Regions from separate parts of the Homo sapiens genome. Here region 2 is linked to region 1. Evidence: chromatin loops called from intact Hi-C (ENCODE). Cell type or tissue: OCI-LY7. All regions are shown on one strand. Links, peaks and the distances in the headings refer to the core of each region. The heading gives the core; the rest is flanking DNA.

Region 1 (8,267 bases), core at 268-8,267:
GATTACAGGCATGAGCCACCATGCCCGGCCCTAATTAATGAAGTGTTAAGTACAATATTGTATGTACAAATGCCACAGAGTTTTTTAAAGAGATGACAATGAGTAGCATTCGGTCACAAAATTGGACTGTGTTACTTTGTACTGAAGTTCCCAATACGTTGTATAGTCCTTCAGCCTGGTTTGATGTTTCTCTAAACAGCAAAGCTACTACCATTTTAAAATGCTTAGTTCAAAGAATTTTCCCTTCTGAAGTATTATTTTTCTTTTAGTTATTTATTATTTTCTAAGTACAGTGTAATTATTGTTTAAAAAACACCTCTTACTTTCTATAAAGAGTCTATTTACATTCCATTTCCTTCCATTAACATATAGCACCTACGATAGAGCCTGATCCACAGTAGATATTAAATAAATACTTGTTGAAAGAATAAGAAAACTGGCCAGGCACGGTGGCTCATGCCTGTAATCTCAGCACTTTGGGAGGCTGAGGAGGATCACTTGAGTCCAAAAGTTTGAGACCAGCCTGGGCAACATAGGGAGACCTCATCTCTACCAACAACAAAAAAAATTAACCAAGTGTGATGATGCACACCTGTGGTTCCAGCTACTTGGGAGGCTGAGATGGAAGGATTACTTGAGCCTGGGAGGCTGAGGCTGCAGTGAGCTGTGATCACACCTCTGTACTCCAGCCTGAGCGATAGAGTGAGACCCTGTCTCAAAAAAAAAAAATGGGAAAAAAAAAAGCAACAATTCAGTCACACTTCTAATATGAAACATTTCCTCCAATGTCAGGTAATAATATATAAGAATATCACCCTGGGTGCAATGGCTGATGCCTGGAATCCCAGCACTTTGGGAGGCCGAGGTGGGCGGATCGCGAGGTCAGGAGTTCGAGATCAGTCTGGCCAACATAGTGAAACCCTGTCTCTACTAAAAATATAAAAAAGAAATTAGCCGGGCGTGGTGACAGGTGCCTGTAGTCCTAGCTACTCAGGAGGCTGAGGCAGGAGAATCGCTTGAACCCAGGAGGCGGAGGTTGCAGTGAGCCGAGATCACGCCACTGCACTGCAGCCTGGGTGACACAGTGAGACTCCGATCCACCTCAAAAAAAAAAAAAAAAAGAGGCTGGGCATGGTGGCTCATGCCTGTAATCCCAGCACTTGGGGAGGCCGAGGCGGGCAGATCACCTGAGGTCTGGAGTTCGAGACCAGCCTGACCAACATAGAGAAACCCCGTCTCTACTAAAAATACAAAATTAGCCGGGCGTGGTGGCACATGCCTGTAATCCCAGCTACTAGGGAGGCTGAGGCAGGAGAATCGCTTGAACCTGGGAGGCAGAGATTGCAGTGAGCCGAGATCATGCCATTGCACTCCAGCCTGGGCAACAAGAGTGAAACTCCATCTCAAAAAAAAAAAAAAAAAAAGAATATCATAAGGTAATATCATAAAAGACCTAGGAAATGTATTCAGTTGTTTTATTTCATTTAACCGGTATTTCAGGGGTATCTCTCTATGAGATCATGTACTTTTTAGAGACAAAAGATACAGTCACTGGCTCAAAGAGCTTGTAGTCCCAATAGGGACTCCTAGCAATTTGTGTAAATGAATATTAAAGCCACATGTTAGGTTTGGCAACACAGGGATAGATTAAGATCTTTAGAGTTCCTAAGCTCTGAAAGGATTATGATATCTAACCTTGACCGTCATGTAGTTAAAAATAAAGTTATTAAACTATGAAGTTGCCATAAGGAATCCTAATAAAGCACTTATTTTTCCTATGGTGACTGCTTTGATGTTGTCTTTAAAATATCAAACACCAGTTTTTAAGCACCTTCTTGTTCCGTTTCTTGCTTCCTCTGCTTTGCTGGGGCTCTAATCACATGGTGCAGCCTTACAACAACGGCACAGAAAGGAGTGATGAGTTTGCCTCAGTGGGCACCAAAGACTTCAGTTAGGATGAGATTCTTAACTTAGGTGTTAAAAGAGGAATAAGAGTTTTCCAGATGACAGCCTTTTCCCAGGCGGAGAAACATGAAACAGCTGGGTGAATAGTAGGAGCTTGTACCACATTTGAGTGAGTGGTGTGAGTGAAGCTGCCCAGACAGAAAGAGATCAGGGCCAGGCACGGTGGCTCACACCTGTAATCCCAACACTTTAGGAGGCCAAGTCACGAGGATCACTTGAGTTTGAAACCAGCTTGGGCAACATAGTGAGACCTCGTCTCTACAAAAAAACAATTTAAAAAATGAGGCGAGAGGATGACTTGAGTCCAGGAGGTTGAGGCTCCAATGAGCCATGATTGTGCCACTGGACTCCTGCCTGGGTGACATAGCAAGAGATCGGGTCTTACAGGAAGTCTAGGCCATCAATTGAATAAATACTACTGAATTTTAAACTCTGCAGTGCAAACTAAATTAATGTCTTCAAGTCAAGACCAGAGTTAGCAAACTTTTTCTGTGAAGGGCCAGATAGTAAGTATCTTAGGTTTCATAGGTCACATGATCTCTCTTGCGACTACCCAGCTCTGCTCTGGTAGAAGCAGCCATAGACAACATGTAAACAAATACATGGGAGTGTGTTCCAATAGAACTGTCTACACGAAAATAGGTGGTGGGCTGGATTTGCTCCGGAGGACATACTATTTTTTTTTTTTTGAGACAGAGGCTCGCTCTGTCGCCCAGGCTGGAGTGCAATGGTGCGATCTCAGCTCACTGCAAGCTCTGCCTCCCGGGTTCACGCCATTCTCCTGCCTCAGCCTCCCAAGTAGCTGGGACTACAGGCACCCGCCACCATGCCTGGCTAATTTTCTTGTATTTTTTAGTAGAGACGGTGTTTCACCGTGTTAGTCAGGATGATCTCGATCTCCTGACCTCATGATCCTCCTGCCTCGGCCTCCCAAAGTGCTGGGATTACAGGCATGAGCCACCGTGCCCAGCCAGGACATACTATTATTGGACAACCTCTGGTCTAGGCCATCAGTTTAACAAAGATTGCAGCAAAACAGGTCTACAATGCAAACTAAAGTAATGTCTGCAAATATAAGCTTATCACATAATCTGGGGCAGTCAGAGGGTTGGTTGAAATACTAGGAAAGGTTGGCAAGAGGTGTCCTATGTTGTCCAGGGAAAGAAAAGGAAAGGGTTGAGAGGAAGATGACTTTACAGTATTTTTTTTTTTTTTTTTTTTTTTTTTTTTGGAGACAGAGTCCAGCTCTTTTGCCCAGGCTGGAGTGCAGTGGAAGCAATCCTGGCTCACTGCAAGCTCTGCCTCCCGGGTTCACGCCATTCTCCTGCCTCAGCCTCCTGAGTAGCTGGGACTACAGGCACCCACCACCATGCCCAGCTAAATTTTTTTTTTTTGTATTTTTAGTAGAGACAGGGTTTCACTGTGTTAGCCAGTATGGTCTTGATCTCCTGACCTCATGATCCACCCACCCCAGCCTCCCAAAGTGCTGGGATTACAGGCGCGAGTCACTGCGCCCGGCCCAACTTTACAGTATTTAAGCAGGCCTGAAAGAAACCATGACACAAGGAAACACACTGCTGTCTGAAGCAATTTCCAAGTTGCCTTTCTTATAACCACACTGAGGGCAATCCTTGCTTCTCCTTTCATAAGGAGGTAAAGGCCCTTCTGATTTCCATACTCCTTCATCCCAAGTCACCTGCAAAGCAGTAAATCATGTTGAGCATGCGTTTCTGGATTCCTCTCTTCCTCCACACTTCATCCTCAGTTTCCCCCTGCTTCCTGGCTAACAAATTGAGATTCCTATAATCAGAGAATGAACCTTTCATTTCACTACCAGAGATAAAGTAAAAAATGCATGTTTTTGCTTGAAGTAACAACCTAGTTGAAATGCAGTCAGTCAGCAAGTATAAAGGAAAGGTGACTGGATGCTTTAGTGTGGGAAAGGTTGTTTGCTCGGTGGAAAAGGTTGGAGAGAGTCAGTCACAGGGCAGGAGCAGTGAACTCAAATGACCACAAGCAGCTTATAAATAGCATTAAGTACAAGATGTAAACAAAAAGTAGAGGCCGAGTGCAGTGGCTCACGCCTGTAATCCCAGCACTTCGGGAGGCTGAGGTGGAAGGATTGCTTCGGTCCAGGAGTTTGAGACCAGCCTGGGCAACATGGTACAAAACCTTGTCTCTACAAAAAGAAAAAAAAAGCCAAGCATGGAGGTATGCGCCTGCAATCCCAGCTACCCAGGAGGCTGAGGTGGGAGGATTGATTGAGACTGGGAGATCAAGGCTGTAGTGAGCTGTGATCAAGCCACTGTACTCTAGCCTGGGCAACAGAGCAAGACCCTGTCACAAACAAACAAACAAAAGAAAAAGTAGATGGAAAAGGAACAGCCAGTGCTCACTTACAGGTGATTTTTGTGCTCTGTGAAGGTGGGCCCAGTGTTGCCTGAATTATTTATTTATTTTTATTTACTTATTTTTAGACGGAGTCTTGCTCTGTCGCCCAGGCTGGAGTGCAGTGGCGCGATCTCGGCTCACTGCAACCTCTGCTTCCTGGGTTCACGCCATTCTCCTGCCTCAGCCTTCTGAGTAGCTGGGACTACATGCACCTGCCACCACGCCCCACTAATTTTTTGTATTTTTAGTAGAGACGGGGTTTCACTGTGTTAGCTAGGATGGTCTTGATCTCCTGACCTCGTGATCCGCCCGCCTCAGCCTCCCAAAGTGCTGGGATTACAGGCGTGAGCCACTGAGCCCAGCCCGAACTTTTGATTTTTTTAAAAAAGAAATCAGAAGTTTTCAAATGTTTGTGAAATCATCAGTTTTCTAAATATTGGCAATCAATTCCAAAAGTTTTATAACGTGTTACAAGCCAAATAAAGCACATCTATAGGCTCGATGGTCTATGGGCACCCCTTGTGATCTCTGCTTTAAATCATTTGATGTCTGAATTGGTGGAAGGGACACGGGAGCACACACCAGCCTGGGGAGCCCACTAGAGTACAGAATGCAAACTACAGGGACACATGCCTTTGAGCAGGTAGTAGATAGCCAGGGCCTGTCAAGTTATTAGGTGTCCCAGGCCAGGTAATAACTCCTTGGAGTTGTGAAAAGTATATTTCATTTCCATGCCATCATGTTTGTAACATGCTATTTATAGTGCCCAGTTATCATTTTTCCCAAAGTGCAATTTTTCTCCCATGAAGTACTCATAATCTTAAGTAATGTAGTTGATATGTAACCCAGAAACTCCTACTTGATTAGAAGACAGTTATTGGTAGTATGCCATTGATAGATTTGTTAATTTTTTGTTATATTTATTCAAATGCATATTCATGGTAGAACAATTAGCACTTTCTAGTTTTCATTCTAAATAATGGATATTATAAATAATGGTCTCCAATATTGACTCTTTTGAGTAATTCTATCAGGGACATGTTGAAATTCCAATGACCATTTTTTTTTTTTTTTTTGCCTTAGAGGCATCTTTTGTACATAATGTATTTCTTTTTTTTTTTTTTTCCCTCAAGACAGGGCCTCACTCTGCCACCCAGATTGGAGTGCAGTGACACCATCAGGGCTCACTGCAGCCTTGACCTCCCTGGGCCCGAGTGATCCTCCCACCTCATCCTCCCGAATAGCTGGGACTATAGGTGCACGCCACCACACCTGGCTAATTTTCTTATTTTTTGTAGAGAGAGGGTTTCATTATGTTGCCCAGGCTGGTCTCAAACTCCTGTGCTCAAGCAATTCACCGAGATTACAGGCCTGAGATTACAGGTGCTGAGATTACAGGCCTGAGCCACCGTGCCCAGTCCTCATAATGCATTTCACACACCATAGTGTGGTGAGCACATTCTTTCACTGAAATAACACTATCCATATTCACATATACAACTGGCATTGTTAGAAACATCTGCTATACATATGTCTTTATGAGTTGCATCCTATTAGAGCACCACAGTGTTTCGGTGACCAGTGAGTGCTGGTTTACCATCAGCTTTCATTGTTCCCTTCTGACGGTGTATTTCTCAGTTTTTTCCTGGGCCCAGTGCTGCCCAGAGTAAAGGCTACATTCTTCACTCCTCCTCGCAGCCAAATGGCATAAGACTAGTACCAGCCAATGATATATAACAAGTGATGTGGGTAACTTTTAATGTCCTTAAAGGGAGACAGTGTGCTCCTTATTTTGTGCCACCGCTTAGAACATGATCAAATGGCAAGCCACCTGAGATAGTATGGTCTAGACTAGAAGGCTGTACAACAACAGAGGAAGAGCCTGGCTCCTGGATGACCTCATGGAGCAGAGATTCCATGAGGAATCTCCTCCTGTCTACCTCCATACTGTTACATAAGAGAAAAACCTCTGGCTGGGCGTGGTGGCTCACGCCTGTAATCCCAGCACTTTGGGAGGCTGAGGTGGGTGGATCACAAGGTCAGGAGATTGAAATCATCCTAGCTAACATGGTGAAACCCTGTCTCTACTAAAAATACAAAAAAATTAGCCAGGCGTGGTGACGGGCACTTGTAGTCCCAGCTACTCAGGAGGCTGAGGCAGGAGAATGGCGTCAACCAGGAGGTAGAGCTTGCAGTGAGCCGAGATCACGCCACTGCACTCCAGCCTGGGCGACAGAGCGAGACTCCGTCTCAAAAAAAAAAAAATAGAAAAAGTTCCATCTTGACTAAGTCACTCTTGCTTAGGTGTCTGTTACATCAGCCAGGCTACATCCCAACTAAATCTCTACCCTAACCTTTGCGAGACAAACCATTGCATTGAGATTATATAAAGGGAAGTTGGGGGAGAAAGAGAAATATATGATGATGATACTGGTCAATGTTCCCTATTCTTCAGTTTTTAAAATATTTTTTAAAATTCAAGTTCAAACTAATATATATGCTAAAATAAATATGAAACTAAGCACATAGTTTGTATTAGCATCTAATATCATGATGACTTTATTTTACTTTTTCTACTTTATTTTTTCATTCTCCATAGTTCTTTATTCAGCAAATGCACATTGAACAGCAGAATTCTGTTTTAAACACCATGAAGGAACACTGAAGCACTATGAGGAGCAATGAGGTGGATAAAAAAGTACTTACTTTCTCTAAGGAGATTACAGTGTACTTGTGGAGATAAAATGTTTCTTAAAAGGTGGCATGTGATAAGTGCCATGGAAAGGATCCCAAGGAGGCATGTCGGCTCAGAGGAGACATCCCTGTCACCCGTGGGCCTTCATGACCAAGAGATTGTTTGAGGAGGTTTATTTTTATTGCATTTCAAAAGAATATTACCTCAATAACAACATATGGCCAGGTGCAGTGGCTCACACATATAATCCTAGCACTTTGGGAGGCCAAGGCCAGAGGATTGCTTGAGCCCAGGAGTTCAAGAGCAGCCTGGGCAATACAGTGAGACCGTCTCTACAAGAAATAAAAATAAAAAATAAAAAAAATAGCCAGGTATGGTGGCACATGCCTGTGATACTTGAGGAGCTGAAATGGGAAGATCACTTGAGCCCGGGAGGTTGAGGCTGCAGTGAGCCATGATCATACCATTGCACCCCAGTCTGGGCAACAGAGCGAGACCCTCTCTCAAAACAAACCAACCAACAAACAAACAAACAAAAGCAATGTAGGTATTTTTTGTTACTGGATAGTTTATGTAACTGTTCTTTCAGATTCTGTCTATCCTTTAAGCACATAACAATGATCTTTGCATTTTCATCTTACTCTCAAACATTTTACTGAGATTATGTTATTATAATCGTTAACAAATTTATCTCTGGGTATAAAAATTTCCTCATTATTAATAAGGAAATAAAACAAAGTAATGGTGATGATACAATCTTTTCTTAGATTGCAAATATTCTCATAAGTTATTACAAAAAATATTCCCTATTTATTGGGCAAACAGTGCCCCCTTTTGACCACTGGATCCTATGAAAGAAATCCTAAGACAATAGACTCTTCATCTCTGCTAAAAATTGAATTATATAGAGAGTTATATAGATGTATATTATTAGATCTAATTATATATAACATTTATGTTATATCACTATAATACCTAATTATATATTTTATATATGGTATATAATTTCTAAAGAAACTATCCTATATAACTTTAAGGATATATTGTGTGCTTTTTATTATTTATTTTTTAGACTCATGTTGTATTTTGTTAAGTGATTAGGTCCACTAGAGTGTTTAATGGCAGTTTTGTAAGATCCACATTTTAGTTTTATGAATCTTCTTTATCCTGTCTGATTCAGGTTGAATACGAAGGCTTAAAGCATGAGATTAAGCGA
Region 2 (8,412 bases), core at 173-8,172, 87 kb before region 1:
ATATTAAATATACTAGTCAAAATTTTATTTCTTTTATCTTTTATATTATGAAGAATAATGGGTACGAAATTTCTGTTTATCAATTAACGTATCATCCTGAATATGAACACAGAAAATATCAATTTTCTTTGCATTAAGAAGTCATGTAAGTAGAAGGAGAAAACAAAGTACTTATTACATAGCTAACTGGACTTACAGTCACATCTAATTTAAAGCAAATTTGCTCCATGCAATGGAATATACTAAAAGTAATATTGTGCAATTATAGCTACAGACATGATAGGAAATCATAATACATTCTAAAAGTATATAGAAAAATGTCAGTTTACTTCAACTTATTTTAAACAAAAATTACCCATGAAATGATTGCAGTACCTAAAAAGAATTTGCAATCTGAACAAAATATAACTAGAAGCACGACTACCCTATATCTCCTATAAATACAGATTGAAGCTAGTTTTGTGATTTCAGCCAAAGATGCAGCTTCAGTAACCTTGAAAAACATTGTTTCCTTTCTATTGGGCCTGGCTTTGTCAGGAGATACTCAGGAGGTGATGGTGAAAGGAGGTACCTGGTGGAGCCAGACGAGTCGGGTAAATCAGCTTTAACAAGCAGCCAGATGATAGATGTCAGTTGGGTGTCATGCCCAATTCTAGTTGCTGACAATTAGGAATTAGATTAAAATAGGAGTGTTTTCTCCTTCACCCTCCCTTTCTTAAAAGCAGCCATTTTCTGAGTAGTGTTAGTTCTTAGTTCTCAGTGGATTTGCAAATGCAGATCATGAGGCACCTCTAGCTTGGGCAGGATTGGTGTTATTTTGCTATTTCAAGTAAAAAACATGATGGTTAGTGTCCTTGGATAACCTCATATACTTTCATTGTTTTTCAAATCAGGTCCAGTGAAGGGCCAAGTTCTTCATAAATATCATGGCTAATTTTGGAAACCCATATGTTCAGTTAAGGTTTCTGAAACTGGAATAAATATGAATGGAGGATTTATCAACATTTGGATATTTGCAATTTCAATTCTTGATTCTTTTTTGAAAATCTATTCTGGGTCTACATCTGAAATGTTTATCTCCTTTGGTGCTAGATCCAGAGTACAATTTTTGAAAACTTTAAATCAAGGGTGGAACAATAAATTCACTTGCTCTTAAGACTTTAGGGGTTGTTTTAGCTGCCAAGAGAGCATTGCCTGTGTGCTGCGAAAAATACGAGAGCCACAGAATGGCCAAATTATTGCTTTTACTCAGGCAGAGTGAAGAAAATGGCCCTGTGACAGACATTTCCAGTTTCCTGTACATAGAAATGGGGAAACAGTTGTGAAAAAAAAAAAAAAGCCAGCTGGGGTTCTTGACACACAGTTCATGCTAATTTTAAATTGTACTAATACTTGACTATATAGTGAGGGATCCTTTGCAGGATGATGATCTGTTGAAGACTCAGCAGGCCACTGTGGGGAGAGGGAGAGAGGCTGTCAGAACCTTCCCCTCCAGAGGCCTTTTAATGGATACTGAATTCAGAATTGACCTCACAGAATCTGATCATTACTGATGCAAGAGCAAAGTCAACATCATCTGCAAAGATAATTTCTCATCTATTCATGAGTACCTGTGCTTATCACCACATCTGGAAATCTGACTACTCAAATAAGAATTTCTGTCGAGAGACTGAACAAGCCAGGCACCAGGAATATTTTACTCTGTATGTACAGATGGACATCGATACTGGAATATTTCTGTCTCACTGATGCTTAGGGACCATCTTTTGATTTTGATCCGTGTCAAGATTCTAAGGCAGTTTAACTAAGACATGGGTTTTCAGTGTTTTTTTGTTTTTGTTTTTGTTTTAATTTCTGTTTCTGTGAGTGTAATTTAGGGAGGAGTACCAGCTTGTTTTTTATAAGTTGTTTCTTACAATGATTAACACATAATCTTTTCTGCCTTAAGGTTTATAACAAATGTGAAACTAAGTTTCACAGGTTAATTCCAGCCTAATCTTTTCATAGATGATAGCGTAGCCCAGAAGCAATATGCTGTGACATTTTATTTTATTTTATTTTTGAGACAGAGTCTTGCTTTGTTGCCCAGGCTGGAGTGCAGTGGCATGATCTCGGCTCACTGCAACCTCCATCTCCCAGATTCAAGTGATTCTCCTGCCTCAGCCACCCAAGTAGCTGGGATTACAGGCATGCACAAGCACGCCCAGCTAATCTTTGTATTTTAACAGAGACGGGGTTTTGCCACGTTGGCCAGACTGGTTTCGAACGCCTGACCTCAAGTGATCCACCACCTCAGCCTCCCAAAGTGCTGGGATTACAGGCGTGAGCCACCGTGTCCAGCCTACCGTGACATTTTAAATTTCAAAATGTAATAAAATCACAAGTTATGCCAGAAAGCCACCGTACTTCTCATTGAATATAGTATCTCCTTGGTGTTCATGTCCTTATGTTCTTATATAACTCTGTGTGCCAGTGTTTCACCAAATCTATCAACTCTTTTAAGGCAGAGACTACATTTATTTATTTTTTAACTTTTTGTTTGAAATAACAAAACTTTCTGATAACTTCAGACTTAGAAAAAAGTTGCCCCAAAATACTACACTGATTTTCATGTACCCTTGATACAGCTTCCCCAGATGTTACCATCTTACATAATCATAGTACAGTGAAGGAAACAGAAATTGACGTTGATACAATAGCATCACTAACTAACCTAAATAACTTATTTCAGTTTGCCGATTGTCCTACTAGTGTCCTTTTTAAAGTCCAGGATCCAATCTAGAATCCCATACAACACTTACTTGTCACGTCTTGTTAGTCTCATCTAGTCCGGAGGAGTCTTTCTATAATTTTCACGACTTAATACTTTTGAAGAGTCCCGACCAGTGATTTTGTACAATGTCCCCAGTTTGGGTTTGTCTGATGTTTTCTTAGGATAAGAATTAGCTTATGCATTTTTGACAACAATACCACTGAAGTGATGTTGTGCCCTTCCCAATGTTTTTTGTTGTTGTTGTTTTTGTTTTTGTTTTGGAGAAGGGGTCTCCATCTGTTGCCCTGCCTGGAGTGCAGTGGCACAATCTCAGCTCACTGCAACCTCCGTCTCTCGGGTTCAAGTGATTCTCCTGCCTCAGCCTCCCGTGTAGCTGGGACCACAGGCACACACCACCACGCCTGGCTAATTTTTGTATTTTTAGTACAGACAGGGTTTTGCCATGTTGGCCAGGCTGGTCTTGAACTCCTGACCTCAGATGATCTGTCTCCCACCTCTGTCTCCCAAAAAGCTGGGATTACAGATGTGAGCCACCGCACCCGGCCCCCAGTGTATTATATGAGAGGGTACATGATGTCAGTATGTCTCATTGCTGTTGATCTAAGTTTTGGTCACTTAGATAATGTGGTGTCTACCAGGTTTCTCCACTGCAAAGTTACTGTTCTTCCCATTAGAATTAATAAGTACTTTGTGGGGAGATGCTTTAAGACTCTGCAAACATCCTGTTTCTCATCATACTTTTGCCCATTAATTTTAGATACTATTGATGATTCTTACCTGTAACAGTTATTAGTGTTTGCTAAATGCTGATATATTTTATTTCCATCATTCCTTCTATATTATTGTAATTCTACTGTAAGGAAGAGCTGTTCTTTCTTCTGCTATTTATTGATTTATTATGTTAATGTGGATATATAATTAGTTACTATAATTTTTTTCTCAAAATATCTCAGATTTGGCCATTGGAAGCCCCTTCAGACAGGCTCCTGTCTCCTTTTGACATATCCTCATTATCTTTTAAATGCATGTTGTAACTCTGGCATCACAAGATGTGTCTGGCTTATTTTGCTCCAGCCCTAGAATCAGTAACTTCTCCAAAGACCCTAGTTCTTTTTACTGTAGACTGGTATTTAGAAACAAAATCTGGGTGCTGGATATGCTCATTGCTACTGGTATATCATTGCTTCTAGGCCCTCTCAGCTTACAGTGCTAGGAAATAATGTGTCTGTATATCCAGACACATGTTTCTCTCTCCCTCTCTCTCCATATCTATATGCCTATGACTATCTACCTATTAAAAACAATAAGTTTATCTACTTATTAATACTTCCACTTACAATTCAATACCACTAGTTTCCTTTTAGATATCTCTTTCCTTACTCGTGGCTTTTTCTCCAACAGTTAGAAACCTGGCATTCATTATCTACAATATATTTACTTATTTGCTCAACCCTAGTATATATGTAAAGAAGTTTCAGAACTGTGATTTCCATAATCTCTATGAGAAACAAGTTTACCAACAAGACTATATAGCATCCAGGTGCAGTCCTTTTTGTCTTTAGTCTTAAGGTATATAATAAAAGTACTGGTTTCCAAAATTAGGTTAGATATTTTCTTTCTTACCTCTTTCATGGTGGCTGTTGTTTTTTACTTGTAATACAGCTAGGTTCTTTTGTTACTGTTCGTGTTCCATTTTGGGTTCCCCCAACACCGAGAGGTTGGTTTTAATTATTCTTTATTAGGGGGATGTGAAACATGATTATTGTTCTCAGAGTCAGAACTCTGTGAAAAGGGGCCGGTCGTGGTGGCTCATGCCTGTAATCCCAGCACTCTGGGAGGCCAAGGTGGTTGAATCACTTGAGGTCAGGAGTTTGAGACCAGCCTGGCCAACAAGGTGAAACCCCTTCTCTACTAAAAGGACAAAAATTAGCTGGGCATGGTGATGGGCGTCTGTAATCCCAGCTACATGGGAGGCTGAAGTAGGAGAATTGCTTGAACCCAGGAGGCAGAGGTTGCAGTGAGCCGAGATCATACCACTGCATTCTATCCTGGGTGGCAAGCTAGACTCCATCTCAAAAAGAAAAAAGAACCATGTGAAAAGGCATTTCAGAAAAGTGTCATTCCACCTCATCCCTTCTGTCACGTTTCAGTCTCCCATTCTTCCCATCTACCCCGTAAGTGACCAGTTTAGTTTCTACTTTTTTCTTCTGTATTTCTTTTTGCACAAATAAACAGGCACATATATGTTTTCTTATACAGAGATGATATTCAGTGTCTTTTTTTGTGTGGTACTGGGCAATTTAAATGCTGTTTGGTAATTTTAACTCTTAAGGATACTGTTTATAATTGATCTGTCCTTAATGCCAATGTATTAGAAAGCACACTAAATGATTGTTTTCTTTTTTGTAAAATATTTGTGAGATTTTTTAAAAAATGAAGGTGACATGAATTTTGATGGGCTTATTAACACTGAACTATTTCTTGATAAGAGTTGTCTAAAAAAATGAGAACATATGCCAGGCGCGGTGGCTTATGCCTGTAATCCCAGAACTTTGGGAGGCTGAGACGGGCGGATCACAAGGTCAGGGGATCGAAACCATCCTGGCTAACAAGGTGAAACCCCGTCTCTACTAAAAATACAAAAAAAAAAATTAGCCGGGCGTGTTGGTGGGCACCTGTAGTCCCAGCTACTCGGGAGGCTGAGGCAGGAGAATGGCGTGAACCCGGGAGGCGGAGCTTGCAGTGATCCGAGATTGCACCACTGCCCTCCAGCCTGGGCGACAGAGCGAGACTCCGTCTCAAAAAAAAAAAAAAAAAAAAAAGGAGAACATAAAGCAAGTAACAATGTTTTTCAAGTTTTCTTTAATGCATTACATCTTTTTTTCACAAGATATTTTAAAATTTTATTTTTCCTTATTAAGCGAATTGAATTATTTCAAGCATCAGTGAGAGCTGCTAGACTGTTATATTTCGGGGGTCTTGCAGGGTAGCTTTTCTTACACATATAAGCAGAAGAAAACATTTTCCCAAGTCTTAAAAGAGGGTTATGATGCATTTCATTGTGTACTCTTTTTCTTCCCATATACTCTGCAGGCATTTGGGCAGTCCTTCTCCATCCACCGGAAGGTTGCTGAAGATGGAGAGACTCGGGAGGAAACGCTTCTGCAGGAGTCAGCATCGAAGGAGGCTTACTATCTGGGGAAGATCTTGGAGATGCAGAACGAGCTGAAACAGAGCCGGGCTGTGGTCACTAATGTACAGGCAGAAAACGAGAGGCTCACCGCAGTCGTGCAGGATCTGAAGGAGGTAAATAAACAAATTCCCTATGAGAGATTTGTGAGAGGGAGAAATAAGAAAGTTCTCTCCATAGCAGAGAGGAATAACACTTTTGTTTTAATCAGAGGAGCTGTATTAAGCACGAAACTACTAATACTGAGCTAGCAACTTTTCTTTTTTAGTGAAATGATAGCTAGCTTGTTCTGAGATGAGCTTTTCTCTCTTTTATTGTTTCTTGAAAATTAAGTTTTGTATGTATTGCGGACTTCGGAATTGGCCTTACTATTTCTGCAAAGGTATTTTAAAAATACAGTGACCTTAGCACTTCCTCCCTGCATTAGCTGGTTTAATACAATGTGGAGAAGAACGGTTGGCTGTAATGCTCTGTATCTGCCTGATTTCCAGCTGACAGTGGTGTTGGCTCAGGACACTGCTCATAGGGAATGACAGCCTAGGCGAGTGTCCTGAGAAGTCTTTGAGTCTGGTGATGCAGATCCCCAAAGGATTTTTCTGGTTATAGAGAAGGCAGCAAATTATGGCTGGTATGAATTAGGTCAGGGAGTCTCTCTTGCTCTGTGAGTGTTGAGCATCCACCAAACTCAGTATTCCTTGTTAGCTTTTCCAAGGCAGCATCACCTGCCATATCATTTTCAAACTGGCAGAGTCATCCTTTAGTGGAGGGGTGATGTTGGAAACAGAGATAGCCAAAAGTAGCTTCATCCATCAAACCCCTGTAAGAACATTTTTGGAAGCTATATTCAATCATTCACTCCGTATTTTGATATGAAAGCTATAGAAGAGACGCAGACGTCCTCTAACTCCTACACCAATGCAGTGATCATTGACAGGTCCACAACCAAGTGGGCTCACTAGTTGAGCATTTTAGTGATAGAAATATGTAGGATGAAAATATTCTTCAATATTGTAAAGTATAAGACAAGCAATCCACATTTGAAATAAGTGACATATTACAAATAGGGCTTCACTATTATAAGATATAAGTTGTCCAGAATTTATTGGAATTTTCTAGATAATTTACGTTTACACATGTCCATATTACAATGAACTAAATGAATACTGACAGCAAGGTCACTTATGAGATAAGGTTTACTTATCTCGTTATCTTTGGATATGCCCAAATATAGCAATATGACTTGTGAAGACAGAGAAAGGATCTAATGAAGTGGAAGTTAGTGTTGAGTACTAAGAAGAAGATGAGACAGTTTTCAGGATACCAGGACCTCCTCATTTCCCTCCAACGTGAACAACTGTTAAAAACAGAGCTACTCTCTGGTTCCTTCTTTCTGAGACAGGGTGTCACTCTATTGCCCAATCTGGAGTGCAGTGGCACAATCCAGCATCCATTGCAGAAGTGGACAGAGGGTCATGTGGAGCCAAAGCCCACCATTCTGGATTAAGGAAGTCACCAAACATTTGCAGGGAGCAACCTCAGCAGCCGTGAGCAGCAGGGTCATGTGCAAGTTGGCAGAGAGGATGTGGCATGGGCAACGTGAGGACCGTGTGCACACGCATGCAGGTGGTTTATGGAGAAGAATGTGACCAATGAGTCGAGTATTCTTGATGGCCAGTTGGATGGATCCTCTGAAAGCTGCAATCCCCATTGTGTGTAGCAGCTGCAGCTGAGCCAAGAACAGCCAAGGTTGAGGATGGGGCAGGGAATCCACAGATGCTTTTCTGTGTGAGTCAACGTGGTGATGATTAATGGAGCATCCTCACTTACACAGCCACGCTTGAAGGCAGTTCCAATGAGTAGATTTATGATGCATGGCAGAAGTTAATTAATTAAGCATGAAGTTACAAGTTAGGAATGAATGGAGGCAGCAAAAGAAAAAAAATTTGAGGGGCCTTTCATTCAGATCAGTTCTCAAACTTGAAGGAGCATCTGAATCACCTGGAGAACTCATCAGACCATGAACACGGGGCCCCCTCGCAGAGATTCTGATTCAGTAGATCGAGGTAGGACCCAATAATTTGCATTTCTAACAAGTTCCCAGGTGATGTGGGGGCTGCTGCTCTGGAAACCACATATTAAGAACCACTAATTTAGATTTTTTGGCCTGCCCAAAGCTGAGGAAGGCTCACAATTGGGACATTGCTATAAGCACCATGATCTCCTGAATAAATCAATTGGTTGTGATTCTTCAATTTTTATGCATTTTACATAGTAGATTTGCAGTAAGAGAATAACTTGTTATATCCACATTTAGGTATTTTTGATCTAAAACAGCTTGAGGCACTTTAGCCTATGAATGTGTTTATTCAGATTTGTCAGGTAACTAAAAGAAAAAAAAGATCTTGTGTTTCTTTGTCTTCTATGTGTGCCAATAATGTATTTGTTAATG

What was found. Hi-C counts contacts between places; a loop is a spot of excess contacts. Peaks named below come from ENCODE experiments on the same cell type or tissue, not always from the same donor. Only the 100,000 strongest peaks of a DNase experiment are listed, where the experiment ranks them.
Region 2: a loop joins it to region 1, with 2.5 times the contacts of the local background. A loop is called at or near these places in 1 of 110 quality-filtered maps.

Annotation. Positions count from the first base shown.
Region 1 is chr12:32,297,466-32,305,732 of GRCh38, forward strand. It overlaps BICD1 (BICD cargo adaptor 1), which reads left to right. Exons shown (of 10, transcript NM_001714.4): 4 at 8,232-8,267. Among named protein-coding and RNA genes, the nearest start is that of FGD4, 98 kb to the right of the region's middle. RefSeq lists a silencer at 1,102-1,273. In OCI-LY7, for the core only: CTCF peaks have their summits at 4,940, 5,141, 7,856 (motif pointing left) and 8,058; DNase peaks (open chromatin) are centred at 1,876, 4,156, 4,936 and 7,856; H3K4me3 peaks cover 1,423 bases; H3K27ac peaks cover 7,010 bases.
Region 2 is chr12:32,210,381-32,218,792 of GRCh38, forward strand. It overlaps BICD1 (BICD cargo adaptor 1), which reads left to right. Exons shown (of 10, transcript NM_001714.4): 2 at 5,867-6,079. Among named protein-coding and RNA genes, the nearest start is that of BICD1-AS1, 110 kb to the left of the region's middle. In OCI-LY7, for the core only: no CTCF peak of the experiment used is centred there; a DNase peak (open chromatin) is centred at 4,491; H3K4me3 peaks cover 963 bases; H3K27ac peaks cover 4,662 bases.